4 separate regions of the Mus musculus genome follow, and regions 1, 2 and 3 are each linked to region 4. The links are chromatin loops, found by intact Hi-C in ENCODE. Cell type or tissue: left cerebral cortex. All regions are shown on one strand. Links, peaks and the distances in the headings refer to the core of each region. The heading gives the core; the rest is flanking DNA.

Region 1 (7,971 bases), core at 1,717-6,716, 540 kb after region 4:
GAGGAGAGAAAGGATCCAGACAAAGTTGGTTCCTCCAGCACCTGAAGTAGATCTACCTAAAGGTGGCTCTAAAGACCTTCCATTCACATCAGCCACCAAGCCCTTTATTGCTAATCCAGTCTCATGTACACATAATTAAATGCATCCTTGACCAACCAACAGAAACCCTGACAGAAGTGAATACAGAGGGACCTGGCATCCTCTGCACAAATGATGATCAGAATAGGCTTAGCCATGGTACTGCAGGAAGGCATCTAAGATTCCTCATCTTTTGACTCTGCTACATTCCTGGGTTTTCTTTGTAATTTCCCCTCTGGTTATAAAGTTTCCAAAGAATAACTTGCTCTTATATATCCTACCAACAGTGCCTTGGCCCAAAGGTCCTCCCCTCTACATACTTCTTTGTAGCCATTTCCTTTTTTTTTTTTTTTTTTTTTTTTTTTTTAACAGGGCACTCAGAATTCTTAGAGAAGTCTTGTCAAGAACTCAGTGACATGCAACTTCCCACTCAGGAAAGGGAGGGGTGTTAAGTTGAAGAGGAAACAGGAGCAACCAGATTCAACCCAAAGGTCAGAATCCAAGCCATCTCAGAGGTTCTCAACTGCATAATTATATATTTGTCTTCCAGAATGCATAAAGTTTTTGCTAAAAAGTTCAATCCTCAGACATCAAGCTTCCTTCTCCTCCCCTCCCCTCCCCTCCCCTCTTCTCCCCTCCCCTCTACTTCCCTCCCCTCCCTTCCCCTCCCCCTCCTTTACTCAGGGGTTTCCAAGGCATGCTTAGCCTCTTTTCTATCTCCATCTGTGGTGCAGAGAGGCAATGGAGGACACTCTGCTAACATGTTTTGTAGCATCAGTCTGGCCTTCAGCACCTTTCCGCTCTAATTACCACTGGGGGTTGTTAGGAAAATCAATTGCTATTATTGGTGAAAACCCATGAAAAACTACCAAGCTCAGAGTGAAAGTTGCTATTTGTTATTTGATTTTACTGTCAAGTGGGATCACCTCGATGGACCACACGCCCCAGGCTAGATTGTTTTCCTTTCCCCACAGCAAGCAATCTTAAATCCTGCCTCCCTCCAGCCCTAACATGCCCAAGCTGAACTCGGCCCACATTCTGATCTTCGTTATCCTCAATTCCACCAGAACTCCTCACATAGCATTATGTCTTCAATCTAAAGTCATTCTGCAAATGAGAACATCAGGTACTAGAAAGGCTAACTGACTTTATTCAGGGCTACATAATCAGTAGCTAAGTCAAGATGACAACCTTCAAGCAGTGCCAGTTGGGATCTGCTGGCCTTGAGTCTGCACCTGTCTCCCGGTGTTCACCTCACATCGAAATCTGGTGTTTACCAGACTCTTCCTCACTAGCCTAGCTCCTGCTGGGTGTCCACTGTTGCAGAACATCTCAGTAAGTGTTCACCATTGTGTTCTGAGTGGTTGGGCACTCAGACACTAGCAGACAAAGCCCACCTTCAGTCCAGGGACAGGCACTTGATAAAACTACGAGTGTCATAGACCTGGAAAACTTAAAGAATTCTTCTCATCTCAGATTTGTTTATCTGCCCCTTACACAAGTTCTTTTTCTTAATAGTCTCTGCTTCATAACTACTGCCTGCACTGTCTACTATTTAGGGAGAGAAACACTTCATAAACTTTATTTTTAAACTGCCTCATCTTTTAAATCCTACATTCTGTTTCATAAACAAGGTAAGGACCATCACCTTCCTGTGAATACATTTTTAAATCCCATTTTCCTAAGAAATGTCAGGTGACATGTGCTTGTTCAGGTTCTTATTTCCACAGCAACACGTGAATTCCTTTATTTATTCTTTATGCCGTCTTGGTGAGAATAAGGTTAGCCAATCAGTTCAGATTTGCTGCTCCAGATGTCAGAAGTCGACTTTACATCCAAAAAGCCATTGTCAAAGTCTGGAAACTATAAAAGTCCAAATGTAGCAATCTAACTCTTGGCACATTCAAAAGCATCTCTAAAAATTGCACTATCTTAAAATGACAAGGACAACAACTGTTCTCACAGTGACGCTCCTGGGTGTCCAACTCTTTCTGATTCCAAGTGTCATATGGACATTTTGTTTTTACCTAGACAGGCCTAGGAAGCAACAGGTTAAGTCACTCTGTGCCAATCCCCTGGAATTATCATTCTGAGCCTTCCTACACAGCAGCTCTCTCCTTACTGAAGGCTTTCCCAGCCTAGATACAAAGATAATTATAGCCCTGGTTACAAATTATCTCATAATTATGAGGTATCTAGTGGAAATGTTAAAGAAAAGTTATTAACACCTTAGTAGATATTTTTTAAACTTCAAAATGCAGCATTAAATTGCATGAAGTATTAAGGGTCAGTTTCCACTTCTTGGAAGCACTGTTTTCCTTTTAGAAGTGCACGGGTTCCTCATTTCAGCTGTTTGAAAGGCACAAAACTACCAGCAGATGCTCCAGTGTGGGCAAACAGCAGCATGGAAATAAAGTGAGCCTTAAAAAGTTTTAAGATGCAGCCTACTTTTCAGTCAAAGTAAGATGCCGTGGTGCCAACAGTCAAGTAAGAAACCAAAGGTCATTTCATGTTTTCATCACGCAGCGAATGGCACACCGATAAAGGAAAGAGCATTAGCACCTCGGGTACCATCTATGCACAAAACGCTATGCAACTTCGTCTGACTTCAAGAAGGAAATAGTTCAATACAAATTGCATTTACCGATTCTTGAAATGGTATCTGCTGTCAACCACTGAAGGTCTTCAGAAAAAAAAAAAAAGACCAGGTAAGCCAGGGTTACTTAGTTTTGAAAAACACCAGACTGAAAAACACAGGGACTGAACCTTTAGCTCATTTATATCTGCATATAGTTAACAAATGGGGAATGATTCTAGTTACTTAACTATATCTACATATTTGTCTTTTCTTCTGACGTTATCGATGCCTAGGGTAAAAAATGAATTGTTTCGTGTACACACACACACACACACACACACACACACACACATTCCAAAATAACAAAAGCAGCAAACATAGAATGCCCAAGCCTTCATAATGCATAGTGTTGGCGTGAACACGCAATTATTGCAAAACAATTAGTGAAGCAAATCTTACGAGTCCTTTCTTAGGCAGTCTGTGGGGAGGAGAGTCGTGCTGAAGCCTATAGACAATTACCCCTCTTCGTTTTGCTTATGCAGGTAGGATCACACTGAAATACTGATCTAGGGAACCCTGTTCACACTTTTGTCTACCATAAATTAACGCCGTAGACCCTCACAAAGATTGCTGACTCTGGAACCTTAGACAAAGGAGGGTGTAGCTCCAAGACGCGAAGCCAGGCGCTCTCAGAAGCCGGCTGCTCACAGGCTGCCCCGCACCACCTCTCCTGTACTCTGGAGACCAAGAAGTCTGGAACTGATGGAGGACTTGGTTCATTCCCCCAAACTTTGGGAGTCATTGTTTCCCCTAACTCTGCGGGCTAAAGCGGAGGGGAGGAGAAGGGGTTTCAGAAACCCGGGGTACAGCTGCAGGGCTCGCCCACCCACCTCTGCACGCCCCGCAGCACCCTGGTGGTCCACTCACCTGTCCTGAGCGCCTGGTCTCGGGGCTCCGGTGGCCTCTCCGGGCTCTTCGCTCTCACAGCTGTCGCGACAGCGTGCGCCTCCGGGGACCAGCGAGGGAGGCGGCGGGGTCGGGGGCGTCAGGAGGAATCTGGGCAGCTGCGGGCAGCCACGGTCTCACTCCCCATCCCCGTGGGGCTCCGGCTGAGGACGCGGTGCGGTCACCAAAGGAAGATGAGTCAGGCCGGGGTGCGGGCGCCCTGACTCGCGCATCTGGGGGACGCGGCCGCCGCCATCGGACGAGCGCAGCCCCTATCCTTCTAGGGTACCGGTGACCGAGGCCAGGGCAAAAGATCGCAGCTAAGGCGTCTCCGCCGCCGCCAAGAAAGACAAAAGGAATGCGGGGCTCGAGGGAAAGTTTTGGGCTTGGTTCCTGATGAATTCTAGCCCCCGAAGCCGCCAAGAGGAGGATCGGGGGCGAGGGCGGGACGGGCTTCCCGGAGCGTCGCCAGCAGCCGGGGACCCAGACGGTGCTAATCGCACCGCCGCCCACGACCCGTGGGAACTCCGCCGGCCCAGTCGCCAAGCTGTGCAAGAGCTGCGTGCAGGACCCACCCTTCCCCCCGGACCCCAACCCAGCTACCCGGCGCCCTGGCTGCAAAGTTGTACTTCTAGCGCCGGGATGGCGCCCATACAAAACCCATTTGGGGAACAAAGTACCGCTTCCAGGCGATCTGCTTCATCTGAAGGCCAGCGGGCGGAAGCGGACACACCCACTCGCTTCTCATCACCGTCGGACGCGAGTTCCAGAACGGGAGATACCTGCCCCTCCTGTCTCAATAAGAACTGGGGATCCCCGGCGGACTCTGTATTTTCTGGAAGAAGGATCCATAGGCCCCTCGGTTCCACGCCCCTCGGATGCTTTCTTATCAGATGCAGCCTGGGAGGGTCGGGGTCCCCCTGGCGGCTGCACGAGTGCTGTGCTAACAAAGTCAGACCTGGACCCCCAAGAGATACTGCACTCCTAGCCCTCAGAGGGTTTAAGCTGCTGGGAAGTTAGTTCCAGTAGAGCAGACTGGTTGGGAAGGGTTCTGGGCATGGGGTTGTGAGGGGCAGGGGCTAATTGTATCCTAAGATGATGAGTCTGAGGCTAAGCTCCAGATATCAAATCCAATGAAGGCTTCAAGTTACCAAAAATTATCAGTGAGAAAAAAAAAAACATGTCCTGTCCATAGAATGAAATAATTGAAATAATAGTCACGTGCAATTCTGCAAGGGACCAAAGCGCCCACTCTGGCTGAAGATCAAGTCAGTAAATAAAGTTTCGTATTCAAATTACTGCGTTGGAGTGTGCAGTGTACAGCAACCGTAGCTGAGCTATGGTTTTGTAAATCCATGAGTTTCTTGGATTTTTTTTTTAACTCATAGGCAAGAGGCAAATATTCTGCTCTGGTGTGTATCTATTTCAATGTGTCAGCTACTGGATTCTGTGGGGAAAAAATCTAGACTCAAGAAAATAAGGCAACCCGTAGAGGCCAGACAGGTCATTAAGATGACACTGGCAATGGAGAAAGACTGTAAAAACGGGCAATAGTGGTTTTAAAAAAAAAATCTTGCTTCAGTATGGAGGTTAAATACTTTTTCTGAAATTTCAGGACCAAATGCTTAAAAAAAAAAAAAAAAGAAAAAAAGAAAGAAAGTAGATGGGATGGGGTAGGAGAAATGAGTCACCTTGTAAGCCATCTGTGGTTTTCTTTTCCTTCCACCTTCATGTGGCTAGTTCTCTTGGCCCAAAGCCATTTGATCAGTTCTCTGAGGTTTTCTAGCACATTTGTCAAGGAACCTTATTAATCGTGTGAGCCTAGTAAGGTTCTACTCGTTGTACAAGAATGCCCTGACTCTTCCTTTCTCCTCAAAGCTCCCAAGAGAACACACTTCCTAGCAAGCCTTCCTGACTTGTAAAGGGGTGGGTAATAGGTTCCTCCCATCCTGCTCTTTTAATGTAGCACAGTGTCTACAATGTACAGGGAAACATTTAAAATGGCAATCCAGACATCACAGGCATCACATGTCCAGGCAGTCTTCAAAGAGAGGCTGATGAGGAAAGACTTCGGGAAAAGATCTAGACTCATTCTTATCACCACTGATCACAATTACCAATCTGAACTTATATTCCAGTTATTCAGTCAAAGAAGAAGGAAGAAGGTGAACTAGATAACATCATCAACATATTTTATTTTTAAAATAATTACTACTAGTCAGAAAAATTCAGTAGTAAATAGCCTTGTAAATTGAGGGTTATCTGCCATTCTATAGTCTAAGCAACCTCCCAAGAAGATATTCATCAGTCCCCCTCTGGCTCTTAGTGTTCCAGGCAAGCTCAGGTAAATTATTTAATCTTTGCTAATGGCCAATATTTTCCATCTGGAAAGAGCCCAGTGAGCATATCATGTCAGTAATGGATTTTGGATTTAGTGGCTTTATATCCACTCTGGTGTAATGGATGGGAATCAACTATTCCCTATTTGGGGGGTAAAAGCTACCTGTGTTTTACACGTAATTATTTTTGAGTCTGCTGTTTTGAGATGTATACAGTTTCCATTAAAACAAGTCCATTCTAAATGTTACATGAGTACAGAATAAAGAGAAAGCACTGTTCTCTCTAATTGAAGCCTGAAGGACTTTTGAGTATAATTTCTCTTGTTTCTTAAGCAGAAAAAATACCTAACATTATTATAAGTTAAAATAATATATGAAATTCTTCTGGCTTGTTATATATTCAGTACATTCGATTGAGCACACACCCACTCACCAAACTTGCTTAATGCTATGGGAATAAAAGGAAAGAGAACTTTCCCTCTGATATAAAGAAGTAATGAGAAAATATTTCCATGAAGGTCAGCATTTCACCTAGTACAGTATAAATATACAAGCAAGGAATGCTGAGGGGCAAGGAATTTTAATGGATTAAGCAAAGATACTCTGGAATGAAAAAGTATGATACTTGGGATTTTACAATTAAAAATAACATGTATATTGTGAGCCTGTATGTGTACAGGTGTCCGTGGGAGTAGGACAAGGAGGCCAGGTTGCAGGAGCTAGAGTTACATGTAATTATAAGATGCCCAACGTGAGTACTAGAAACTGAACTTGAGTCTTCTGGGAAAGCACCAAGTGCTTTTAATCACTGATCAATCTCTCCAGTCCTTCAAGGTATTTTTAAGTAGATCAGATATAAGGCTATGAGGAAAAACTACTAGACAGTTTGGGTGAAATTAACCCGCTTTTGCCACAAACACAGACTGTATTGTCCTCGGACCTCAGAAGAAGGACCCCAGCATGAACATGAAATCAGAAATGGAAAGGGGATTCCTTGTTAAACTTTGGCCTGAATGACTTTGACCATACTGTGAAACTGATAGATAGTCTGAAAGCCCCTGCGCTACAGCTCTGGCAGCCCTGTTACATTTCAAAGCAGGGGCCAAGAAAGAGAAAGTCAAATGAGAAAATGTCCTTTTTGATTTTCTCCTTGAAATAAAATTGTAAACAGAAGAAATGTAAAGGAGGGGGGAAAGGACATGGGAATATGGAACTTAATGGTCCGCATGTACTCTGTGTCCTCTTGACTCCAAATGGTGCTTCCTCATATTGTTTTACCATGTCTCAGTGACTCTCACTGTTTAGATGATTTGGTGGCGGCAGCAATAGCAGCAGCAGCAGATGTGACTAGTGTGTTCAAGAAACACACAATCAAGAGTGCTACGCCCCTCTCAGTGCTACTCCCCTTATGGTGTCAATAACATGCTTGCAGTTAGGTGCTTTATAACTTATAAGTTCAGCATAAGTTCTGTGAAAGATAATAAGCTGATTAGAATCTTCATGTCTGAGGGGTACAAAATCGCTAAGGGGACACATTTTTCTTCATTAGGTTCCAGCTCTTCCCTCTAGACAGATGCGCACTTGTAAACTGGACAACCACCACATGGTCAGCAACAACCCACATAGTTTAACACACACACACACACACACACACACACACACACACACACACACACACATTATGTATGTTGTGATTAGAGTCTGTTTACAGAAAATAGGGAACTGACACAAATAGTGGATAATACAGCATCCTGTGCCTGTTGTTATGCTGTCCGTGGTGCTGAAGCAGGCCTTGATGGTTGGTGCCTGGCCGCGTAGTGTGATCTGTCCTTGACATCTTTGAATATAGCATAGTTGAGATCTTACAGTTGCAAAGCCCTCTCAAACCACATTTTGCAAGACAGTAATACTCAATAGTTATTGGTTAGGCGTGTACTTCAGAATTTGGGACACAGTTAATTTGCCTTGCAGCAGACCTGCATATATCATCCTCCATTTCATTCCCTTGCAGAAGAACAAACCAAACACTGC
Region 2 (7,971 bases), core at 2,043-7,042, 140 kb after region 4:
AATGGGGACTATTTTCTTTCAAATACCACAGGTTAAAAGATCCTGGAACTCTGACAGGAAACCATGCTCTTCATCTTTTTCCTTGGTATCTCTTTCACAGCTTCATGTGTCTTCCTGTAAAGCAACATTGTGTAAGGCAGAGTTTTAGGGTCTAGAAACATAGTCGTGTGTTAGGTTGACAAGTCCTTGCTGTTATGGAGAGGTCAGGGAACAAAGTGTGACAAATACACAAATAAACTATACCAGGTAAAAATAAAGGCCATAAGGAAAAATGTGAAGAAAAGATGATGAGTCATGACAAGCAGGATTCTGACCGAAAGATTGAGAATGTATCTATCTATGCCAGTGATTGCCAATATGAGAACCACAGTTGATTGGTCTGTTGAGGTTTGACCTTTGGTTGAGCATTGTAATGCTAAATGTGGGACCCCAAATCCTGGTTGCCCCAGAGATGAGAGAGTCTGCATGCAGACTCAAGTGACACTACGTGACCTCACCCCCAAAATTATTTCTGATTGTATATAAAGATGCCAACAGCCAATAGCTGGGCAGAAGAGACACAGGCAGGTTTTAGGGTTCCTGAGCTTGGGAGGTGGAGAGAAAACCATGAGGAAGAGAAGAAAAAGGAGAAAGAAAAAGGTTAGGATTCACAAAAACGTGGCCCTGAGGACTGGCCAATTGGAGTTAAGACCAACTCCAGATGAAACATGGTAAGTAATAACTGGGGGTTATCAATAGGACACAGATTTTAATAGCAAAGAGGCTAGATATCTGCCCAGCTTTAGTGTCGACTAAGATTTATTGTAAATATAACGGTTGTACATGTCTTTTATCTGGGAACTAAATGGTCAAAGGCAGGGTAGAAACCCCAGTTTGGGATTTAAAATTTCTACAACATTGGTCAGTCTATTGACATAGAAGGAGGAGGAGCTTCTGGGTTCTATCCCACCCAGAAGATTCCTGTAAACAACCGCAGTGAAACTCATTAGGTCCTTCCTCCACCCACTGAAAGGACCTGAAGTTAAAGGAAGGTTAGCAGGTTAGCTGGAAAGAGTCAGTGGAGGAAGGGAAGACAAAAGAGAATAGTAGATATGTGTGTGTGAGCGTGTGTATGTGCGTGTGTGTGTGTGTGTGTGTGTGTGTGTGTTTGTGTGGGTGTGTATGATCGAAACACATTATGTCACAATGAAACCCATTATTATGCAATACTAATAATACATGCTAACAAAAACATTAAACTGAAGAAATGTATCTCTGAGATGTCTTATGAGCAAAGAATTGAATGAGGTTTAAGCCTGCATGAAGTTGAAGAGTAGATGGGAAAATAACCTCTCTTTATTGGTGCTTTCCAAAGAAGACTATATCCAATCTGGCTTAGATCTGTACCCAACATCTGGAGGCTGCTGCATGGGCATTGGGGAGCAGAGAGCCTGGTGGTTTCCATAGCCTGGAACCCTATGGATAGACAGGAATCTTGTCTCCAGAGAAAGGAAGTATGTTTGTTCCCCTTTACCATGAAACTGTGTCTTAAAACAGCAGAAATGTATTTCTATAGTTTTGGAGGATAGAAGGTCAAAAAAAAAAAAAAAGTTCTTTGCAAAGGCCCTAAAGGGAATCTTTATTCTCTTTCAGATTTTGGTGGCTCCTGGTCTTCTTAAGTGAGTGGCAGTATGACTCCAAGCTTTTTCCTGTGTCTCCACAAGGTCTCTCTCCTTATATGTGTCTTTGTTCCTTTGGGGGGGTCTCTTATTTGAACACTGTCATTAACATTAGTGCTTGGCCTAACCTAGTTTGATAGTCTTAAATTTTATCTTCCCTTTACCTATAAAATCCCTATTTCTAAATAAAGGTATAGTCTGTGATGTACAGAGCACAAAAATCTTGGAGTAAAGAAAGCCCCACTTCACTTACTATATGAGAGAAGAGTGGGTGGTGTTCCCAGGGGTTGGGGAAGGTCTGTAAAGGTGTCTCCTGTGAGATATATTGGGAAATGAGGGTATAAGTGACTTCGTGGTGGATCTCACAGTCTAGGAGTAGAGACAGGCTGATAAGTGCCTATAGTGCAGTGAGAGTTAATGGTAGATTATATAACACTAACTTAGAGGGGGAGTGTGCCTAGGGATGCAAGATGAGGTCATCTCAATGAGGGGATATTGAGTTGTCTTGAGCAAAGCATAGAAATACTGATGAATGCTAGATTCAAAATTGAGGCAATCCTTTTTTTTTTTTTTACAACCTTAAAAAATCAAGGTCTTTGCATTTCACTAGATTGCATCCTCTTTTCCATAGGAAGGCACTTGAGTATATATTACAGAACTGACATGGGTTTGAAAGCTGCGTATGGGCCCATTAATTTTTGGTAGACACCTATTTCTTGCTCCTAGAATCATAGTTGTTGCTTGATGTTTCTTCTTGGCCCATTGCTCCTTCTCTAGTTTTCTATTAACCACTTAATTTAATAAACCTTCATCTGTACTGACAATAAATGTGTTAATATTCCTCCATATCACAATAAGTGGCCTTTCATGGTGTGGCTAGTAGCCATGTCTCTGATACACTAGAGTTCTATCTCTTGGTGCAGATATGAAAGGTGTTGCTTCCCATGAGGTCTTTCTCACAGAGGGCCAAGAGGTTCCCGAAGTGCCTAGACAGGTACTTCTTGTCATTTAGCAGACTGTTTGTCTACAGTCTGAAAGTGGCCCAAATTTTCATAGAAATTGGAAACTCAGGGGGTATCAAAAGGCCAAAGTTTCTTGCTTAAAAGGTTTTCTGGTCCCAGGTTTTATTTGCTATTATAAGAATCAGCCTTCATAGCATTGTTAATATGAATGTCTACAGACATGGTATTTTTCCTGATTTATTGCTTGACATTTAGTTCTTCAATCTTAATGTCTAGATTTTTTTTTCTTTTTTCAATTCCATCTTTAGCTTTGTCAACAATGGGATTCAAATGATGAAATTTAATTATTTGAGATATACAGTGAGTCCATGTGATTCCACTATAAAAAAGAACAGAAAAAAAAAAAAAAAAGAAGAAAAGAATGGGCTGAGAAGATGGCCTGGTGGGTAAGGACTTGTCAGGCAAGTGTGAAGATCTGAATTCAACTCTCCAGCATCTACGTAGAGCTCAGTGTAGAGCATGGGTCTGTAATTCCAGGGTTCTTAAAGTGAGATGGGCGGTAGAGTTGGGGGGGGGTCCTCAGAAGCTTGGGGGCCAGCCTGGTCTGTGCGATAACATAGAACAAAGACTCTATCTCATACAGGGAGGAAGTTGAGGACCAACACCCAAGGATGTCCTGTGACCCCCATGGATGTGTGGTGGAATGCACATACCTGGTAATACACATGTTACACACATATCATCATCACACACAAAGAAAAGAGAAAGGAAGAGTATATTAAAGAAATTAGAGGGAGAAAAGAGTTGACAGACGTGCTAAGAAAATTCATGTAATCACAAAGCATTCTTTATGTGACATTTAAACAGAAAGTCTGTTCACATCGAAAGTCAAGGCAGACGGCGGAGAAATACAATAATTAAGAAGAAGATCATTGGTCTGCACCCACTTCCCATGCTGGTTCTCATTGAACTTAGTGTCACTTCATTCATATTTAAAAGCAGACCAATTCAGTTTATCTTTGCTATCTCAGAACATTATTGTAGCCTTTGTCCTAAACACTGAAGTACCGACATAGTGATTCCTGGGCCTCTTGGTTTTCTTGATCCAGAGCTTCTGTCATGGCATTTCTACATTCTTGTGTGTGTGTGTGTGTGTGTGTGTGTGTGTGTAAAATCATGAACTAGAACCACAAACCATGAATAATTAGGAAGAAACTCCCCTGTGGATTTTCAGAGGACTGGGGATGTTCCAGCATAGGATTCTATATTTTCTTCAACTGTGCAGTGTTTGGAAAGAACAGTTTTATTAAGTATCCCTGGAGCTGGAGCTATTCAAGCAGTTCCTATTGACTCTTGCATTAAAGTGGTGTGCATGCCAGGGGGCACTGTAGAATCAGGCAGAGTATTTGATGTCTTTTAGGAAATTTAGAGAAGCGTATGGAAGGACCCTTTTGCAATCTGTGATATTTAGAGTGTGGGCTTCCTCATGGCAGACCTGGGCTTACATCTGGCTTGATGACCTCCCGGCCGAGTCCTTTGTAAATAACTCCTTCCACATCTGTCTCCTCCACCCGAAAGCAGGGAAGAGACGCTCCTTTGTTTCTCCATGATCATTAGATGCAATGCCAGAGCATTTCTCTGCCCTCATCTTTCCTGCTAGTCTTCAGAGCCAGCCCACACTGCCTTCCCTAGGCCAGTCTCATACCTTGCCACTACTGATTTTTTTTTTTAATTTTATCTTATTTTTTATTTATCACACAAGTCAGAAGAGGACACAACATTATTTTTACTGTCACTCTAAGACAAACACTTTGCCACCTCCAAAGCGTCCACATCATCCAAGCATTAACCCTGCCATTTGGACAGAACCTCTGGTTCTTTTGGGGTTCTGGATCTGAATATTAGAACACCTGTGCAGGGGTGGAGGGTGGGGTTCTATGTGGCTGCTCTGCTGCCTCCTCAAATTCATTATCTGCTCTGTTTCCAGGTGGGACTTATCACCTTATTCCCAGAGCTGGGTTTTCCTTCTCTTGTTCTGTATTAATGACACGATATTTTTAGCTATCCTAGAGAAAACAGAATTATCTTCAATGCATCCTTTTAGCCATCCTAGAGAAAACAAAATTTATATTCAATGGCTTCTTCTCCTTGAATCTTTATGTTAGAAACTGAAATTCATGTCTATCCCTTTTCTTCTCCTCATTCCTCGATCCTGTGTGTATCAAGTACATTTATGAAGCCCCTTGTTTGCTCCTCTGCAGCAAGCTCATTGTGATTGTTGGCATCTCAGTGTTATCCACATAGAAAAACGGTGAAGCCAAATATAAAGGCTCAACGCTGGAAACACCCATTCTGGATATGAATCCCGTTGCTGTGAATTCCTCCCACAGTTCACCAGCTTTACCCAGCCCCAGACATCTCATCTGGACGGGGAACACTGATAGTACTTGCCTCATGAGGCCATTAAGATTTAGTGCTTTAGCTCATGTCGACTGTTGAAGAAGCCCCAGTGTGCAGTAGATATGATACACGTGAGAGGTTACACATGAGAGGCACTAACCAGCTCCCGCTTCCTCTCTCTGCAGCTGGATCCCTTTCTTTACCTAAACAAAGCTGTCAGGAGATCGATCGGTTCCATTTGGCTGTGTGCTCATTCTCTCCCAAATACGGGTGTTCTCTGCCTGGCGTGCCAGACGCTGTCAAACTCACCTCTCACTTTTGCTAACCTCCTCCTCGTCCAGAGGGCACATCTCCAGGTGGCTCACTTCTTTCCAGTGTTTGTCTCCTGTGTGTCAAGATAGGCATTTTCCTGAACTGTCCTCTGACGGCTCTGAGGTGTAAAACATTCATTTATTTGGGGGCATCTCATACATGTTCACTGCATCTCAATCATTCCAGTCCCCCTCCATCACTCCCAATTCATGTTTGTTACTTACATGTGTATTCATAGGTATATGTACACATGTATGGATATGCACATGTGTGTATAACCTACTGAGCCAGTGAGCCTGTACTAGATCCTTTAGCTCCACAATCTCTCCCAGTCTTCTGGACTTGCCAGTCCTGCTCACACATGACTAACTCATGCATGTGTCATGAGTGTAAGACTTTATGTAACTTGCCCAAGGTCAGAGAGATTTGCATCAGTTTACATGACCCCCTTGCCTGGGCACACGGACACTTAGCATACCCCACAATATAAATAAGGGCACAGCAGAGCTGAGCTTCGATCTTGGATTTTTGTCCAAGTCTACACACACACACACACACACACACACACACACACACAGCTTGATTTGTGGGTTCAGAGCAACTACAACTAGCAGGGGCTTATTCCATCAAAGGGGGCGTGTAAGGCAGGACCTGCCTCTTACAGTCGAAGCAGAAACTACGATGAAGCTGTTTTTGTTCCGTCTCTAGGTTTAAGCACGTGAATTTAGTTGAGCCGATCAGAAGCACTTGGCTGAGCCTTGCGCCTGGTCAGATGGTTTTGTAAGGAAGCAGGCACATTGGAAGAAGCACCAGCAATTCCTTGCGTGGTGTGATACAGAATCCCAGATTCACTCTGTGGTGGGTACTGGTAGCTCCCGGGGTCCTCCCCAGCAGAGGACTATGGGAGGATACATGTCATCCTGGCTCTGGAGAGGCAAAGAAAGCTCCCTACAGCTCTCCTCCAGACAGCCTATCCAAATGTCTGCACGCCAGGTTAAGTAAGAGACGCCATCTCAAAATGTAATGCATAGAGCAACGGAAGAAGGCAGTCAACGCTGGCTTCTGACAGCTTACACAACCACATACACATCAGGTGACGGGGAGAATGGTAATGTTCTTCACAAGTTCATAAACTCCAAACCATCTACTCCAAACCAAAGTTGCCCAACAAAGGCAGACACTGACAAGACTTCTCCAGGGAAAACATCAGCACAAAAGAGATGTGATAACCCAGGCTCTTGCGCGCCTTCATTTCAGCCTGCTTCACAGTGACATGCGCAGTATGAAGCAGCCCTGAAATGGAAGCAGCCTGTATTTGCAAGCGGAATGAGTGGTGCTTTGAAGGTGATAGATAGAATAAGATTCAGCTTGCCTGCACAGGATTATCTAGTTTGCATTAATTGACGTGGGAAGACCCACCATAACTGTGGGCAGGACCTTTCATTTGCCTTGGATTCTAGACTGTGCAAATGGAGAAAACGGGGTGAAGCACAGGCTGATTGCTCTTTCCAGTGTGGGTGTAAACAGCCACTTCAAACTCCTGCTGCCCTGACTCCCACTGCCATAATGGACTAAACTCTGAACTGTGCTCTAAAATAAACTCATTCCCTCATAAGTTGCTTTTGTCACGCTATTTATCACAGCAACAGGAGAAGAAACTGAGAGGTAGTTGGGGCACCTGATACCTGATTTAAATTTTAACTGAAATGTTTTCACCAAAAGGGGTACATGCTGTACCCCAAAGAACTCCATCTGAAATTGGCCATACAGTAGAATAAGGGCAGTTAATTTTAGAAGGAGACATTTTCCATTTAAAAGATCTTAACTGGAACAATCACTATTACAACTTCAGCAAAGGGCCAGCAAGATGTCTCAGTAGCTGCAGGTGCTTGCTAACTTTGCTCCCCAGAACCAATGTAAAGGTGGAATGAAAGAACCAACTCCCGCAAACTTGTCACACACCAGTAATAATAATAATGATAATAGTCAAAGTAGCAAGAAATTCCAGATTAAAAAAATAATAAACCTTATAAGTTATTTCATGAAATCTTGGAGTGCTTTAGTTCCAGCGAAGTGTCTTTGTCCCATTTGCTGAAGCAAGCGGTAAACTGTGGAGAAATAACAACCCTGATGAACCATGCTTGTCTAGCAATAAGCTATGCTCTGGAAGGGGGAGGGGCCATCCAAGACTTTCATCATTGCTACACGCTGTGGTTAATCATTTAAAGGAAAAATTAGCCTCCCCCCCCCCCCAATTTTTAAGTACCATCCAGAGCTCTGGATCTTTCAGGAGTGCTGGGCCAGTGGATAAAACATATGCTGCTTTCTCTTCCTGATGGAAGTTGAGTTGCTTCTGGGCCATTTGTGAACCACCTGGTGCTCAAAGACCAATGTGGAAATCCAGCAAGCTGTTTCCATGGTGATGAGGCTTCCTCTTTCTGGCAACCACTCCTCCCCCCAGCCTCCTATCCTTTTCAACTGTCAGGAGTTTAGATTTGCTGTAAAGAGCAGGAATAATGATAACACAAGTGCAGCGTTCTCTCTCTCTCTCTCTCTCTCTCTCTCTCTCTCTCTCTCTCTCTCTCCAGGGTACTCTCCAGGTGTATCTACTATATGCCAAAAATCAGCGGGGAATCCCC
Region 3 (7,971 bases), core at 1,714-6,713, 600 kb after region 4:
ACAAAAGGTCAGGAAATTGAACAGAAGTGTGTAGCAATGGGGGATGGAGAACTGGGGGTAACAACCAGAAAGTCCCAGATGCTAGGAGAGCAAGAACCTCCCAGGACCCCACAGGGATTACATCAGCTGAAATATCCCACAAAGGGAAGAAATAACCTGTGGAATCATATCCAGAGGTTAGGCATGGCCCCTGGTTGAGGGATGAGACCACCCATCTGTACTGGCTAGTTTTGTGTGTCAACTTGACACATTGGTGCCAGCATAGTGGGGTATTCTGTGACAACCTGACCATGTTTTGGGGAGGACTGTGGAAGGACTTTGGAACTTTGGGCTTGAAGATCCATTAATTGTTAAGAGCTCTGTCAGATGTTGTGTAGGAGCTTGAAAGATAATGTTGAGAACAGTGCAGAAGATGGAGGCCTGCCTTGTGAAATTTCAGAGGGAAGATTAAAGACTCTTTTCAGGGACATTGCTATTTTGATTGTGAAGATTCTGTGGTTCTGGTTAGCTGGGGCTGAAGAATCAGCTGTGATTAACAAGATACCAGAACTACTTAAGTGAAAGAGGCTGTGTTCCAGAGATAGCCAAAGTTGTACCTCGTGCTGCAGCAGGACTTGGTAATGTGTAAGAGTCACCCAGGTGGTACTGGTTTTGAAGGCATGAAGGGGTCACACAGAGGACCTGAGGCTTGGCACTGTGAGAGGCCATGGAAGGCCATTGGTGAAGGTGCAGCCTCAGTTGCAATTGATGGCCCAGGACAGAAGGGGACATGCAAACAAGTTGAGGCTTGGCACCATGAAGAGAGCCTATGAGAGGCTGTTGGTGAAGCCTAGTTACAGCAGAAGACAGCAGTGTTTTGGAGATGCCAGTACCATGAAATGACCACCAAGAACAGCAGCAGCAGTGGAGTACAGGGAGCTGGAGCCTAAAAGACAACGTGTATGCTACAAAGGGCAAGGCTGGAGAAGTGACCCAAGCCCTTGGAGGAGCCCAGAAGATTGTGAGTTGGATCCCAGACATTGGACGGTGGGAGATTGATTTTGCTTTTCATTGTGACTGTGCCCTGATGCTTTTCCTTCTTGAAAACCCACAGTTAAGAGACTTTTAATTGTAAAGACTTTGGATTTTAAGAGAGATTGAAGTTTTAAGAATTTGCAAAGACTGTGGGACTTTTAAAGTTATTTAGATCTTGGGGATGAATAGGAAACTAAGAGTTGAGGCTTAATAGTGATGTGTTTGTGTGTCATGTTGACAAGGGGTCAATTGTACTGACTAGGTTTTTTTTGTGTCAACTTGACACAGCTGGAGTTACCACAGAGAAAGGAGCTTCAGTTGGGGAAATGCCTCTATGAGATCCAGCTGTAAGGCATTTTCTCAACTAGTGATCAAGGGGGAAAGGCCCCTTGTGGGTGGCACCATCCCTGGGCTGGGAGTCTTGGGTTCTATAAGAGAGCAGGCTGAGCAAGCCAGGGGAAGCAAGCCAGTAAAGAACATCCCTCCATGGCCTCTGCATCTGCTCCTGATTTCTTACCTGGTTGAGTTCCAGTCCTGACTTCCTTGGTGATGAACAACAGTATGGAATTGTAAGCCGAATAAACCCTTTTCCTCCCCAACTGCTTCTTGGTCATGATGTTTGTGCAGGAATAGAAACCCTGACTAAGACACCGCCCATCTCCAAAATTTTAATCCAGAATTGCTCCTGTCTAAAGGAAATACAGGGACAAAGAATGGAGCAGAGACTAATGGTAAGGCCATCCATAGACTGCTCTACCTGGGGATCCATCCCACATGCAGATACCAAATCCAGACACTTTGGCTGATGCCAAGAAGTGCTTGCTGACAGGAGCCGGATACAGCTGTCTCTTGAGAGGCTCTGCCAGAACCTGACAAATACAGATGCAGATGCTCACAGCCAACCATTGGAGTGAGCATAGGGACCCCTGAAGGAGCTGAAGGGGCCTTATCTGCCATCAATGGGAAGGGAGACCCTTGGTACTGTGAAGGTACAGTGTAGAGGAATGCTACAGTAGTAAGGCGGTAGTGGGTGAGTGGGTTGAGGAGCACCCTCATAGAAGCAAGGTAAGGGGGAATGGGATAGAGTGTTTACAGAAGGGACATTGGGAAAGGGGATAACATTTGAAATATAAATAAATAAAATATCCAATTAAAAAAGAATAAGTAAGTCTAAGAATAAAGTCTTACATTTTTATAACTGATACTTAGCTAGGTGTTAGACATGAATGCCCTCCGATTTCCCGATAGGCTACATAATCCCAAATGATCAACCCTTAAACACGTGTACTTATCAGCAATACCAAATGCTTTCAATAGGGCGTGCGTGCGTGCGTGCGTGCGTGTGTGTGTGTGTGTGCGTGTGCGTGTGTGTACCTATAGCAATAATAATTATAGAAAAAGAGATCATGGGCTTTTGAGGGAGAGATCACAGGAGGAATTTGGAGAGAGAAGAGGAATTATGTAAATGTGGTACTTAAAGTCAAAATTCTCAAAAATAAATTAATTAATTAATTAATAATTAATTAAATGAGCCTTTAGGAGGTGGACAGATAGCTCACTGGTTAAGCACTTTTTGCTTTCACAGGGGACTGGGCTTCTGCTCCAAGTGCCCACTTCAATGGTTGATAACCACCTGCAATACTAGTTCTAGGATATCAGCCATCCTTTGCTGGCCTGCTTAGGCACCTGCATGCATGTGGTGCACATACATACCCACAGGCACACATACATAAAATAAGTGAATCGATCTTCAGTTATTTTTATTGTACATGTATGGAGTCCACTGTGATAATTTGATACAGGCATATGATGTGCTATGATTAAGTCAGGGCACTTAGCATTTTTATCTTTGTAAACATCTATCATTTCGTCATTGAAAAACTCGAAGTTTCTCTCTTCCAGTTGCTCATAAAATGTATAATAAATTGTTGTTATCCATGCTCGCTGCAGGAAGCCATGGGACACTGTCCCACACTTCTCCTCGCTGTATCTATCTTTTCACTGCTGAATGCCAGGCAGAATGAACAGCATCTTCATATACAGATTTTTGCCAAATTGAAATGGCACTGTGCGGCGGGGAGGGGGATCAGGGAGCATTAAATTCAAAGGTCTGCCTTTCTAGTCTGAAAATAAGAGGGTTACCTAGTCATCTTCAAGGAAGGTATCGACCCCCTAAAGTATTTAAGGATTCACCTAATCACTCTAAACCACTATCCTTATGTTGAACAACATTTTCTGAATCTACATGTTGATATATTTTGAGGGTCTTTTTAATTTATTTATAAGGATTTATTTATTTATTACTATTGTTTCTATTTTTAATCATGCAAAATTAAAGTGGTCATAAAGATGTTCCAGGATGTTAAATGCCAGAGCACATTTATTAACTCACCCCCTGTGCTTCTCCTGTATACCCTCATAGATTCGTCCTTCATTTATTCATGCATTGATTAAATATTCATTGGGCCTAGGCTGTATCCAGTGCTTAACAGGCACACACGAAGGGGACGGGAACGTGTGCTTTTTTGCCCTTCCCCTTTCAGTCTGGATGGAAAACTAACTCTTAATGTGGCCCTTGGCACTTATTACAAAAGTCAAGATCTCCTTTAAATAATGTCACACTCTGTAAGATTGACTTTGTTGTCCTATTTTACTGATAGCAAAAAATGAAGTTGAGAGAGCTGAGATTCAGGAGCCTTGGCCAGATTTTCATTGCACAGGTGCTAAGCAACCATCCCCTAAACATGAAAGGAACATTCATCGAGCAAACTATGAGTGTGTCTGACGCTGTCTTTGTGTAGAAGTTCAGGAAGATCCAAATAAATAATATAGCTCCAGGAGATGCTTCTCATCATATTTCAAAAAAAAATTACATCTAATAAGAACATAGCACACAACAAAGAACACAGGTGGGCCAATAGAAGTGGGGTTCAGAGGCTAAAACTCAGACAGAGGGCTTAGGAAGCCTGGCTCTTGTGAGGCATGAGAGGAGAAAATCAACGCGATATTCTTTCACCTGCCCATGTTTCACAGTGCCTAGCACATGCTTGTAGAGACAATCATTTTAGCACGTTATTACATCGATGATGAGCAGGAGATATTATTTGATGTTTTGACATTTCATAACTGCTGTAAACTAGTTCTATCTTATGTCAATGGCTGTTCTCATGACTCCCACTGTTTGGCTTTTCATCTGTTATTTCATGAACATTTTTCTATTGTAGACTTCTAAATGTCAAACAACAACAATAACAACAACAACAACAACAACACAACAACAAATCAGTAGCTTGAGATTCAACACGCCATCTTCAGTTCACCAGCTAGTCGCGACCACACTGCCACCTAGTGGTTTGTAGCTGCGGCTTCCACAGTAAACAGTCTATTCAAACATATCAAGCTTACACATCTATTAACTGATTCTGGTTGGTTTATTTAGAACATACAGCTCATTTTACCATAGAGATGATATCGTGAATGACTATGAGGTTTCTAGTCTGCTTACACAATCCCATGATGGAATCCACACCTTCCATGTATTGTAATCCATTGTTGCAGGGGCAGGGGTGGGGGAAACTAAGACAGCAACCGTCACAAAAGAGACAGCTCATTTTACCCAGCTCAGACTCTGAAGAAACACAATACAGGTGGAAGAGCTCACTGGGATTAACAAATGATGTACGATGAGGGTCCAGAAAGCAGTAAGGAGCGGGCACTGTGGAGAAGGGCATCCATGGGGAGGGATGTGTGAATATGCATATATGACAAGACCATTCTTGGTGTGTGCAGAGAAAAGTGAGAATCCCTGTTTCCCAGGGAGCAAGGTGCAGAATGCAGAACTGACCTCAAGATACCTGGAGGTCAGGTGCCCAATTGCTTCCTATTAATTAGACTAGCTTGAATTTTCTATGAATGGGAAAAATACTTGTACACACATGACAATTAGCATAATTATTTCAAGATCTATGTTTGCTATTGAGTTTATTAAGAGCTCCTTGTTCTTCATGTCACTGCCTCATAGCTTATTCACCCATTCACGTGAAAATGAACGTCCTGGATGTTTCTATGGTTGGATGTTACAATAACAGGCTCAGGCTATTGTAAGTTCTCACTTATAACTTGTCTATGTGAAGATGTTCTCATTTAAGTTGGATAGTTACGTCGATTAGGGTAGCTGTACTGTATATCAGTCTATTGCCCTTTTAAAAGTCGATATACTGTCTTTCATCAGGGCAAGACCATTCTCTGTGTGTACAGTGTCACCAGTCAGTGTTGAATTTAGTCTCTCACAGTTTCCTCCAGCCCTTGCTATGGTCAGAGTTTTTCGTTATCCAAGTGGATGCATCCTGATATTATGTTGTGGTTTCTTAATACTTTAATGTTATTTATTGCCTTTACATGCACGAATTTGACATCTGTTTCCCATGTAATTTTTGAATATTGTAAAGTTGTTTTGAGCAACCCCTATTTGTCCTTAATTTAATTCCCATTGTCAGATATATCTTGATACTTTATTCTTTGTTATTTGTTATCTTTTCTTTCATTTACTGACTTCCTATAGATTGGTTAAATTTAGCACTATTCTATTTTGATACTTTCCCATAGCTTCTGGATATATATATACACGTTTTATTCATTTATTTTTCTCTGACTGTCAGATGGGGGCATTTGTGATCATCCATTTAAAGTCCACTGATTCTTTTCTTAGTCATTTCAAGTCTATAAATATTTTTGCCTCCCTTGCTAAGGCTTTATTTATTCATCCTTACACCCTTTAATTTCTTTCTCTGTCTTATTTCTCCAGCTGGTGCTTCAAGCACAATGCAAAAAGGAGTGGGAACGGTGGGCAGCCTTGTCTTGTTCCTGATTTCATTGGGATTGCTTCAAGTTTTTCCCCCATTTAGGATGGTGTTTGCCGTGGATTCCTCATTGATGATGATGATGACGATGACGATGACGATGATGATGGATACTGATGTATGTTCCCTCTAGTCCCACTTACTCTTTCTAGGACTTTTCATCATGAAGACATGTTGGATTTTTGTCAAAGGCTTTTTCTGCTCAGTTGGGATGATCATGTGATTTTTTTTACCTTTCAAACCACTTATGCAGTTTATAACATGTGTTAAATTGTGTATTTTGAACCACCCCTGTATCTCCTGGATAAAGCCAACTTGGTCATGGGGGATGATAATGTGTTTGATGTATGTCAGTATTTGGTTTGCAGGTATTTCACTGAGCATTTATGAATCTGTGTTCACCAGGAATTCTGGCCTGCAGCTGTCTCGTTATTCTTGTGTCTTTACCTGGCTTGAGCATTAGAATAATGCTGGCTTCATAGAATGAGTTTGGCAATGCCCTTTCTGTTTCTGTTTTTGAAATGTTTTAAGAAGGAAGAATTGGCTGTAGATTTCCTTTGAAAGTCTGATATAATTCTGTTATGAATCCATCTGGACCTGAACATTTTTAGTTAGAACTTTGTTACCATTTCAACTTCTTTGTGGGTCTATTTCTGCCATTGGCTTTTCTTAGTTTAATTTAGGTGATTTGATGGAATCTAGAAAATTCTCCATTTCTTTAGGTTTTCCAGCATAATAGAGTACAGCTTTTTAAAGTGTTCCCTTAAAATATTCTGATCTATCTCTCTCTCTCTCTCTCTCTCTCTCTCTCTCTCTCTCTCTCTCTCTCTCTCTCTCCATCTTGCTAATTTCTCAAAGAGCCAGCTCTTAGACTCATTGATCTTTGTATTAACTAACCACTGCTCTAGACTTAATTTAGATCCTACTATTGAGGCAAACTCTTCTAGGTCCATGCAGATGAGCAATGACTTAGGAGTTGGTCCACCTGAGCTGATGGGAGTAGATTATGTCTGAAGCTGTGCATGAGTCCCAAGAATCTTGCCATTTTATCCCATGAGTGCTTCATCTACTTGAGGCAATATATGCTGCTCACTTCTTAGCTAAAGGCTCAAAAGAGATTCTGTGTGGGACTGCTGTTGTCCCCTCTTCACTCAGTCTGCGAGGGCTGTCATCTGTATGTGGCCTTGATATAAATACAGATATTGGATGTGACCTAAGACACTTCAAGAGCTTCCTTGTTCAATTCAAATCTCTCCAGGGTGCAGTGTCCTACTGACTGCTGCCCCCATGTACACTTTCTAGGTTTTAGTTATTTCAGTAGAAGAAAAGTCCTGTCCCTGTCTATCTTGGTCAAAAGAAATTAATAAATCATTTATACAATAGATTTTTTTTTTGTCTTTCAAAGTTCATCTTTTGAGTGCAGAACTAAATATCAGTTCTGTTTTCCCAGGCCTTTTTTCTTTTACATTCCCAGTATTTCTTAAACTTCCCATCATAATACTTACCTGAGTGTATTTTAATTTTGTGGTTTTTATGTACATCTCCTCCATTAGGAGAAAATTTTCATAATTTTCCTTACCTCATCAATACCTAAATTCATACTCACACCTGATAGTTATTCAGCTAATATTTGTACAGGGTCAGTGAGCCTGTCCCCGTTCTTCTTGGAGAGACATTCATGGACAGCTCTCAGTTTGTCATTGATTTGGAGACCTGCCTTCTCATTGGCATTCTAGAGAGGTGTTGGGCTCTGCCACCCTACTCCTGCTCCCACTCCTTGGTTGCTCACAGTTGCTAGGAGAAGTGATAACTCATAGTAACAGTAAGGTAGATAGTTGGTGGTGGATGTGAAACAGAACCAAATGCTGTCTATTGAGATTTCCCACTAGGCCATCTGTGTAGAATTCTGAAAATATTGTAGCCTAGGAGTCCAAAGTTCCAGATGTGCAATGGGCTTTGTTGAGTCTTGGCAGTATAAAGAGAGCTATTGACTACCTTCTGAAGTCATGTTCTCATTTATAACATGGAAATGCTAATTATACAGTTGCCAGTCCTTACCTGCATATCCAATATCCAAAAAGCTAGAAAAACCAAATGA
Region 4 (7,971 bases), core at 1,651-6,650:
CAGAGTCATGAAAACCTGTGTGTGTGTGTGTACTATGAGTCCATCTTGACCTGCTGTATGCCTCACTTCACGCTTGAATCATTTTCGAGGTTCTGAAGGTTTATCTTGAGAAGGAAGCAGCAGAGATAAGATGTGGGGGTAGTACGATGGACTAGTTCCCACCTGGGCCATTCAAATCCCTTAAGTCTCTCAGCGGCACTCAGTGTCAGTGGGAGCCCAGTGCACGTGTGACTGACAGTAGTCCTTGTGAGGACTATGACATATACACACACATCTGTTACGTGGGGGAGGCAGACCGTGGACAGCATAGAGTCTGATGCCTTGAGAAATAAACAAGCAACCCTATGTCCAATTCGGTGATTCACAGTTGACTGTCTACGGGGAACCACAGTGAAGGACGCCCTATAGCAAGTGGACAAACCCTACGTACCTCATAACTTACAGAGTTGAAAGTATCAAACTTTGCCCCGTTCATCAAGAAAGGGCTGGAGGGTGGGGGAAGAAATCTGTCAATCAAACAGGTACATCTCCCCAGCTTCCCAGAGCACCTGCCGGCTTGGGTGTGTTTCAAGGATGAACCAAACCCTTCCTCGTGGGGTCTCACACTTACCTGCCATCAGTTTGATCCTGAAGTAGGCAAGAAGGAGGAGAAGCAGCAAGGTCACAGGCAGGAAGATCCCCAGGACCAGGACAGGGCCGGGGAGTTCCTGCAAGAAGATTGCCAGCACGGAGCTCATGGTCCCCACTGCTCGGGACAGGCGACTTGGCTCTGCTCTGTGGTTGTCCTTTCCCGAAGTTCTGGCCTTTGCTCATGCTTTTCCATGAAACCTGTTGTGGACTTTGCTCTGGCTTATTAGTGGAGTGAATACTGGAGCGCTGTTGGCAAGTTACTCTGTAACTCAGCTACAGTTGTAGAAGAACCGAAGAGTAAACCTCCCAAGCTGTCCTGGAGATGCGTCTTTGTCTGACAGGAAGTGGGATGGTCCTGGTAGGCTGGGGTTAAATATCTGACTTCAAACAAATGCCCTTCTCTCTATGTGTTTTCACAGAAACCCAGGCCCAGGGAGAACATTTACCCCTCTTCCTACATTTCAGAGCTGAAAATGTCGGAATTGTCATGGTAATGCCCATAGTTGATGTGACAGATACTGAGAAGGAAAAACACGCTTGCCACATGTGAAAACTGCCTGGTTGGTTCTGCTCTGAGTGCCTCTCTGGAGGGCACATTGATGGATTTGACAATCACTTAATTCTACTAGAGCCTGACCTTCAGTCTGGAAGTCAGATATACGCAGCAGAGACGTAGATGATAGCCGCAGGTGAGTGGGGGGGGGGGGGGGTCCAGACAACGGCAGGGCCCTGCCCTTTCCTAACTGCTGCAGCTCACTTTCCTCTCCGCTGTCTACTCATTTGCCTTGGCCCAAAATGCAGGCTGTTATGACAACTCCAGACTTCCAGGATAAGAGACGGCAATAAACTGGCAAATGCCAAGGTTCATGATCATCTATTGACTACCAGTGAGCTGCCTTGTACCAATTTAGGGGAAAACTTCCAAAGCTACTAGACTACTAAGGTTGACTAAAAGACTCATTTCCTAACTCAAAGGATCTTTAGAGACTTTGGAAAAGTTTGGGCTTTTTCTTTTTAAATTTCATTTTTATTTTATGTACATTAGTGTCTTGACTGCACAATATATCTGTTTGAGGGTGCCAGACAGACCCCTGCAACTGGAGTTACCTGCACTCGTGAGCTGCCATGTGGGTGCTGGGAATTGAACCTGGGTCCTCTGGAAGAGCAGCCAGTGTTCTTAACTACTGAGCCATCTCTCCAGCCTCAAGACCGAGGGAAAGTTTGCAGGAGATTGGTAACCACATTCAGGGCTTCACTTCCGACTTGTGTCCCCTCTCTGTCCCACCCCATAGGCTGCTGCTGGTGGGAAGCTGACAGAGTCCACTTTAAAGGACTGCCTTCAGTACCATCTACATTCTTCTACCTGGGACTGTGTGTGGCCATGCGGACAGGCTCTCACCTTCACTAAACAATTCAACTGGTAAGGGTAAAGGGGCCGGGGGGGGGCTTGCCTGGCATCCCTGAGTAAGTAACAAAGTTGGAAGGAGAGTGTTAGAACACCAGTATTGAGCCTGCATTCATTGAATGTATTTCCTTCTCTTCCTCTCTCCACAGAGGGCTGCTGCTGCTGTGGTTTGTGCATGCTCTCTGTTGAGATGGTTATTTGGTGCTTATTCAGCTGGGCTAGAATGCTGATTTGTAAAGTGTCAATCTTCAGAGAACCTTCATTAACTGGAGGCAAACAGGTTTGATGTTAGCCAGCTGCTAGGATGGATGTTCTGTATCCACCCACTCGGCAAGGCTTACCTGAATGCCTAGGCTTCGTTGAGTGTGGAGAAGAGGCAATGTGAATAACAGCGCTTAGCCCCAGATTCACATAGAAGCAAAGCTCTGGGGCGGCGCTGACTCGTTCCAATGAGAGGTCTGGGCTGTTCACAAAAAGTTCTCAGTGTCTGGAGCCTGAATAGCTGAAGCAGTCAGCTCAGATGCACATAAGCCCGAAGCATGGCAGGTCTGCGGAGAAAGGGAAAGAATAGACAGGGGCAGAAAGGCAGAGCTCATGTGGAGTTGAAGCTGGAAAGAGAGGTATTGGAGCTTATAGACTCTTTAGCCCTACTCAGGACAATGTTATGTGGACAGGGAGAGCCACCAAAGGTCTTTGAATGTAGATTTGCATGGACTTAGAAAGTATTTGACAACCCTTTAAGGAATAGAAGGAGAGATAACACTGGCTTAGTATGTCTCAAGGTGGACTCAAAATGCAATGGATGTGAGCTAGAAGTCAATAGTACAGAAGGGAGTGGGGACAGAGAGATAAGAACAGTTCTCATGGAATAATTGAGTGGGTAGAGGTGGATGCTACCAGTGCCTCCAGCCACCGTGGTACCTACTTTCTGTCTGGCTGAGCATGAGTTTATGATTTCTTTTGGTTTCCATGGTAAACTTATAAAGAACTTCATTTTACAGACGGAGAAATGAGGTCAAAAGCCTAGCCAGTGGCACATCCCTGTAAATTCCAAAGCTAGGCTTTCCGTTCCAGAGAACGTTCTCATCCATAATGACATGTCTGGCGTGTAATGGCAGTGGCCAGGAGATGGAAAGAAACTTAGACCTGACCCCAGGCAAGGCCACAGGTTTGGGTAGGGAAGATACACAGGGTTGTGTAGACGGTATGCTTTAAATGGTGAAGAGTCAGCTGGCCAGTGAGGACCAGGTAGAAAGGCAGAGTTCAAGGCAGGGGACCACACTCAGACTTTGCCACTGTGAGAGCAGCATATTCTTGTGTGTGTGTTCATTAATTAATTACTTATTCTTTTTATATCCTAATTGCTGCCCACCCCCTCAGAGTCCCTTCCCTCAACCCTCCTCCCATCTTCTCTGAGATTATGATGATCCCCTGGGTATCCCCCCACCCTGGTGCATCAACTTTACAGGATTAGGCACATCCTCTCTCACTGAGGCCAGACAAGGCAGCCCAGCTGGGAAACAGATTCCACAGACAGGCAGCAGCTTTAGGGACAACCCCTGCTCCAGTTGTTGGGTGACCTACGTGGAGACTGAGCTGCACATCTGCTACATATGTCCAGCCTGTGTGTGCTCTTTGGTTGGTGGCTCAGTCTCTGAGAGCCCCAAGTATCCAGGTTAGTTGACTCTGTTGGTCTTCCTGTGGAGTTCCTATCCCCTTTGGGGCCTGCAATCCTTCTCCCAACTCTTCCATAAGAGTCCCCAAGCTCTGTCCAGTGTTTGGCTGTGGGTTTCTGTGTCTGTCTCAGTCAGCAAACAGCACACTTTTACCAGGTTTCTTGCTATGGAGGAATAACCATTAGTATAACTAGAAAAATCTGCATTGGTGGAGATAGAGTATAAGACAGGGGACTAAACTGTACTGTTGGTTTCCTTGGTGACAAATGTTCCCTCTGCTGACTTACATGATATAAGGCACAAGCAATTTACAGAAGTTGGTATTTAGGATAAAATTCCTGACTTCTGCCATGCTGTCTCCTACAGAGGACTCTTAGTGACAGCTGGCCAAGAGTCTCTGTAGCTAACTCTGACCTATGGAAGCAAATGCCAAAGCTACCAGCCATCTGATTTGGATTTTCCCTGAGTTTGAGCCATGAAGAGTGATTCATAGCAGTCATATGCTGGAGAGCAAGGAAAGTTCTCAAGTTCATCAGCAGAAGGTGCCAGAGCGCTGTAGACTGTTTTCTAGGGCATCAGCTATGAACAGCCATGGAGCAGTAGCCAGTTCCAAATACAGAAGCAGAGACGAAGCTAACGAATGTCTGTTGAAGTGGTTTCATTATGTGGGCGATAGTTTGTTGAAATGGAAATTCTCTCACAATGTTAAGTCTGTGTGTACCAGTAGGAGAGCCTGTATTTCTTTCTCTGGCTCTAACTGACCTTCTGAACTTTGCTTATCAGCCTATGCCAATTAAAGTAATACCACTTGACAGCAATTCCACAGTACATACAAAATTAAAGGCTCTGAAATGAGGAGAGGGTTAGGTTACAAGCAATAGAATGACCTCTACTGTGTGGACTCGGACCAAAGCCCCATCGGCCTTTGTCATTCACACTTGAAGGTGACAGATATTTATTCTGGGTTTGGCGTGTGCTTGCGAAGCACTGGTTTAGGCACTGTGATCATTTAAGGACAAGACAAAGTCCTGTCCCTATTGCGACAGACGAACAGTCAATAAACAACAGAAGATAGCAGAATAGTCACATGGTCTCAAGTACATACCTAAAAACTGCACGTACATAGTAACCTTGTTTCATTGTTATTATAGTGCTTTTGAAATAGAAACTATTATTTTGTGTGTGTGTGTGTGTGTGTGCGTGCATTTATGGTGGGAGAGAGATACCTATGCACATGATTGTGATCATGTGAATCCATGTGTGTGGAAGCCAGAGATCAACCATGGATATTGTTCCTTATGCAACATCTACTTTAGTTTGTCTATCATCTATCTATCTATCTATCTATCTATCTATCTATCTATCTATCTATCTATCTATCTATCATCTATCTATCTATCTATCTATCTATCTATCTATCTATCATCTATCTACCTCTCTATCACCTGTCTGTCTATCAACCTATCTATCATCTATCAATCTATCAATCTATCAATCTATCTATCTATCATCTATCTATGTATCTATCTATCTATCTATCTATCAATCTATCTATCTACCTACCTACCTCTCTGTCTATTAATCTACCTATTATCTATCTATCTATCTATCTATCTATCTATCTATCTACCTATCATCAATTTTTTTGAGACAGGGTCTCCTACTGCCCACAAATGCACTAATTAAACTAGGCTGCTAGCCACCAAATCCCAGAAACACACTGGTCTCTGCCTCCCTAGCTCTGGGACTGTGCACATTCACTACCACAGCTAGATGTTTTAAATGGGTTCTATTGACTGAACATGGGTTTTCATGCTCACACAACAAGCACTTTACCAACCAAGCTGTGTCCCTAGTCCCTAAGACAGTCTGTGTTTCTATCACTACTGTTTTAGAGGTGGAGAAACTTATGGACTTTTCATAATGAGGATTGCATCACACAGAAACAGCAGAATCTAGATTTGAACCCATAACCAAACAGTAACCCTGAATATACTACTATATACTCTTAGCCTCCTGGAGAAATACATATATGATGTTGAGTAGTGTATTTCTGCACTAGGAGATGAAGGAGTAATGAGAAGTGCTAAATTAGATGAAACTGTCAGAGAAGGTATACTAACATCATAAGAAATAAGTCATATGGTTCATTTTCAGTATAGGGTGTGCCTGGAACTCATCAAACAATCACAGATAAGCAAGAGCTTCTGGGCTTTATCTTTCCTTGCCTGAAGCCAGCACCTGCTTGTCTCAGCACTCAGGCAGTTGAAAAGTTGCAGGCAGTTTGCTATGTGACTGATCCCACAATCAGAAAGAAGACAATGTTCCAGCCCAGGGATAGTCATCAGATACAGATCTCTGCTCTGAACCAATAGGGTGCGAACCTTGGCGTCTTAGTGTTTCGTTACTATGAAGAGACACCATGACCAAGGCAACTCTTCTATAGGAAAACATTTGGGGCTGGCTTATAGTTTCTGATGTTTAGTCCATTATCATCATGGCAGAAAGCATAGCAACATGCAGGAATACTTGGTGCTGGAGGAGCCAAGAGTTCTACACCTTGATCTACATGCAACAGAAGTGGACTGTGTCCTATACTAGACAGAGCTTGAGTACATATATGATCTCAAGTCCCACCTCCAGTGACACACTTCCTTTAATAAGGCCATACCTACTCCAACAAGGCCACACTTCTTCAGCATAACACTCCCTATGGCCAAGCATTCAAACACATGGGTCAATGGTGCCACCACACTTGGAGAAGTGAGTCAAGTATGAAGACTGTGAATACTGTGTCCTTCTAAAGCAGGGTTTCTCCCAATCGGGGACTTGAAAGATTTATTTATTTTATGTATACGAGTGTTCTATCTGTATGTACATCTCCCAGACCGCATTATAGATGGTTGTGAGCCACCATGTAATTGCTGGGAACTGAAGTCAAGACTTCTGGAAGAACAGCCAGGGCTCTTAACTGCTGAACCATCTCTCCAGTCACAGTCAGGGACTTTAAAAGCCAGTATGTGACAAAAGTCAATACACCAGCCATTTTTGTCCTCCCTCTACACTGATCTGCAGAATTGAATATTAAAGACTTTCATGTCCACTAGACTCTTGAGTTTATTACCTGAGAGTGAGTCTTTCTCCCCACAGTATTAGTCTCCATAGTCTCTATGACCAGATGCAGCTTCAGTCACAGGGGGCCACTTTCTGGAAGCTGGAATCCACAGTTGAGATGCATGAGACATTGCTTCCTGCCTGGGCTCACTGACCACCACCACGCCCACATAGGCTTTCTCTTTTGTGTGTGCATGCCTGGTACTTTGTCTTTTAAGAACAAAGTCCTGTTGTGTTGAAGCTCTTAGGGCCTCAGAACATTAATTACCCCCACTAAAAGTTCTACAATCTCCAAATATAGTCATGTAGGGGACAAGGAGGTTAGCATATTGCATTGGAGGTGGGAGGACTTTGGTCCATAACAGGGAAATTTAAACATCAGCCCCCTTTTACACAGGCCTTTTCACGACCCAGGGAGTGATGCTGGAATTTATCCACATGATAATAAATTTTAGAAAGTATTTTAAGCTTTAAGCATTTATTTTTGTGTTTATTATTATGTGTAGAGTGGTGCTCCCTTGTGTAGAGGTGAGGTCAGAGGTCACCCTCCTGGGATTGGTTCTCTCCTTCATCCTTCATGTGGGCTCCAGGGATTTAACTCATGATGGCAGGCTTGGGCGACAAGTGCTGTTGTACTTGGAGCTGTCTTCTCATTCCATGGGTCTTTTAAAAAATAGTTCTTAGATTTATTTGTTTGTTTATTTATGTATTTTATTTCATACGTATGATACACACACACACACACACACACACACACATGTGCATTACATGCATGCCTGGTGCCTTGGGACACTGTACAGTTGTATAATGAGCAGGGTAGTCCTGCACAAAGAGGCTATGGAACTGGAGTTTGAGATGGTTGTGGGCCACCATGTGGGTGCTGGGATCTGAACCCAGGGCCTCTGCAAGTGCAACTATACTCTTACCACTGAGCTATCTCTCCAGCCTCCCCATTCCTATAGATTTTTATAGTTTACCAGAAAAAAAGAAGAAAGGTTTATCTGATGCAACTAGTTATCACCCTGCCTCCCCTTGCACAAGTGCCCTTTTTAGGAGATAGGAGTGAGGGGCAGATGTGTGAGGGGCATTTAATTTAGTTGGGGAAATTTCAGTGTGGCATGTGATTATGTTTGCATATTATTACAT

What was found. Peaks named below come from ENCODE experiments on the same cell type or tissue, not always from the same donor. Only the 100,000 strongest peaks of a DNase experiment are listed, where the experiment ranks them.
Region 1: it touches region 4 in a loop (6-fold over the local background); 2 of 42 quality-filtered maps call a loop at or near these places.
Region 2: it touches region 4 in a loop (2.1-fold over the local background); 5 of 42 quality-filtered maps call a loop at or near these places.
Region 3: a loop joins it to region 4, with 4 times the contacts of the local background. A loop is called at or near these places in 13 of 42 quality-filtered maps.

Annotation. Positions count from the first base shown.
Region 1 is chr10:26,074,555-26,082,525 of GRCm38, forward strand. Tmem200a (transmembrane protein 200A) reads right to left here and starts at 4,409. Exons shown (of 3, transcript NM_001358814.1): 1 at 4,282-4,409; 2 at 3,584-3,765. Gm9767 (predicted gene 9767) reads left to right here and starts at 3,701. Exons shown (of 1, transcript NR_028030.2): 1 at 3,701-4,893. In left cerebral cortex, for the core only: a CTCF peak has its summit at 4,525; DNase peaks (open chromatin) are centred at 2,102, 2,497, 3,279, 3,735 and 3 more places; H3K4me3 peaks cover 2,979 bases; H3K27ac peaks cover 2,217 bases.
Region 2 is chr10:25,670,331-25,678,301 of GRCm38, forward strand. Gm29571 (predicted gene 29571) reads left to right here. Exons shown (of 4, transcript NR_136909.1): 4 at 1,633-3,013. Among named protein-coding and RNA genes, the nearest start is that of Gm36543, 40 kb to the right of the region's middle. In left cerebral cortex, for the core only: no CTCF peak of the experiment used is centred there; DNase peaks (open chromatin) are centred at 5,139 and 6,516.
Region 3 is chr10:26,135,266-26,143,236 of GRCm38, forward strand. No RefSeq gene overlaps it. Among named protein-coding and RNA genes, the nearest start is that of Tmem200a, 60 kb to the left of the region's middle. In left cerebral cortex, for the core only: a CTCF peak has its summit at 4,362 (motif pointing left); DNase peaks (open chromatin) are centred at 4,372, 5,852 and 6,275.
Region 4 is chr10:25,535,351-25,543,321 of GRCm38, forward strand. It overlaps Gm29571 (predicted gene 29571), which reads left to right and starts at 1,036. Exons shown (of 4, transcript NR_136909.1): 1 at 1,036-1,319; 2 at 1,923-2,050. Smlr1 (small leucine-rich protein 1) reads right to left here and starts at 922. Exons shown (of 2, transcript NM_001195596.1): 1 at 611-922. The coding sequence starts at 737. In left cerebral cortex, for the core only: CTCF peaks have their summits at 4,250 and 4,450; a DNase peak (open chromatin) is centred at 4,266; H3K27ac peaks cover 980 bases.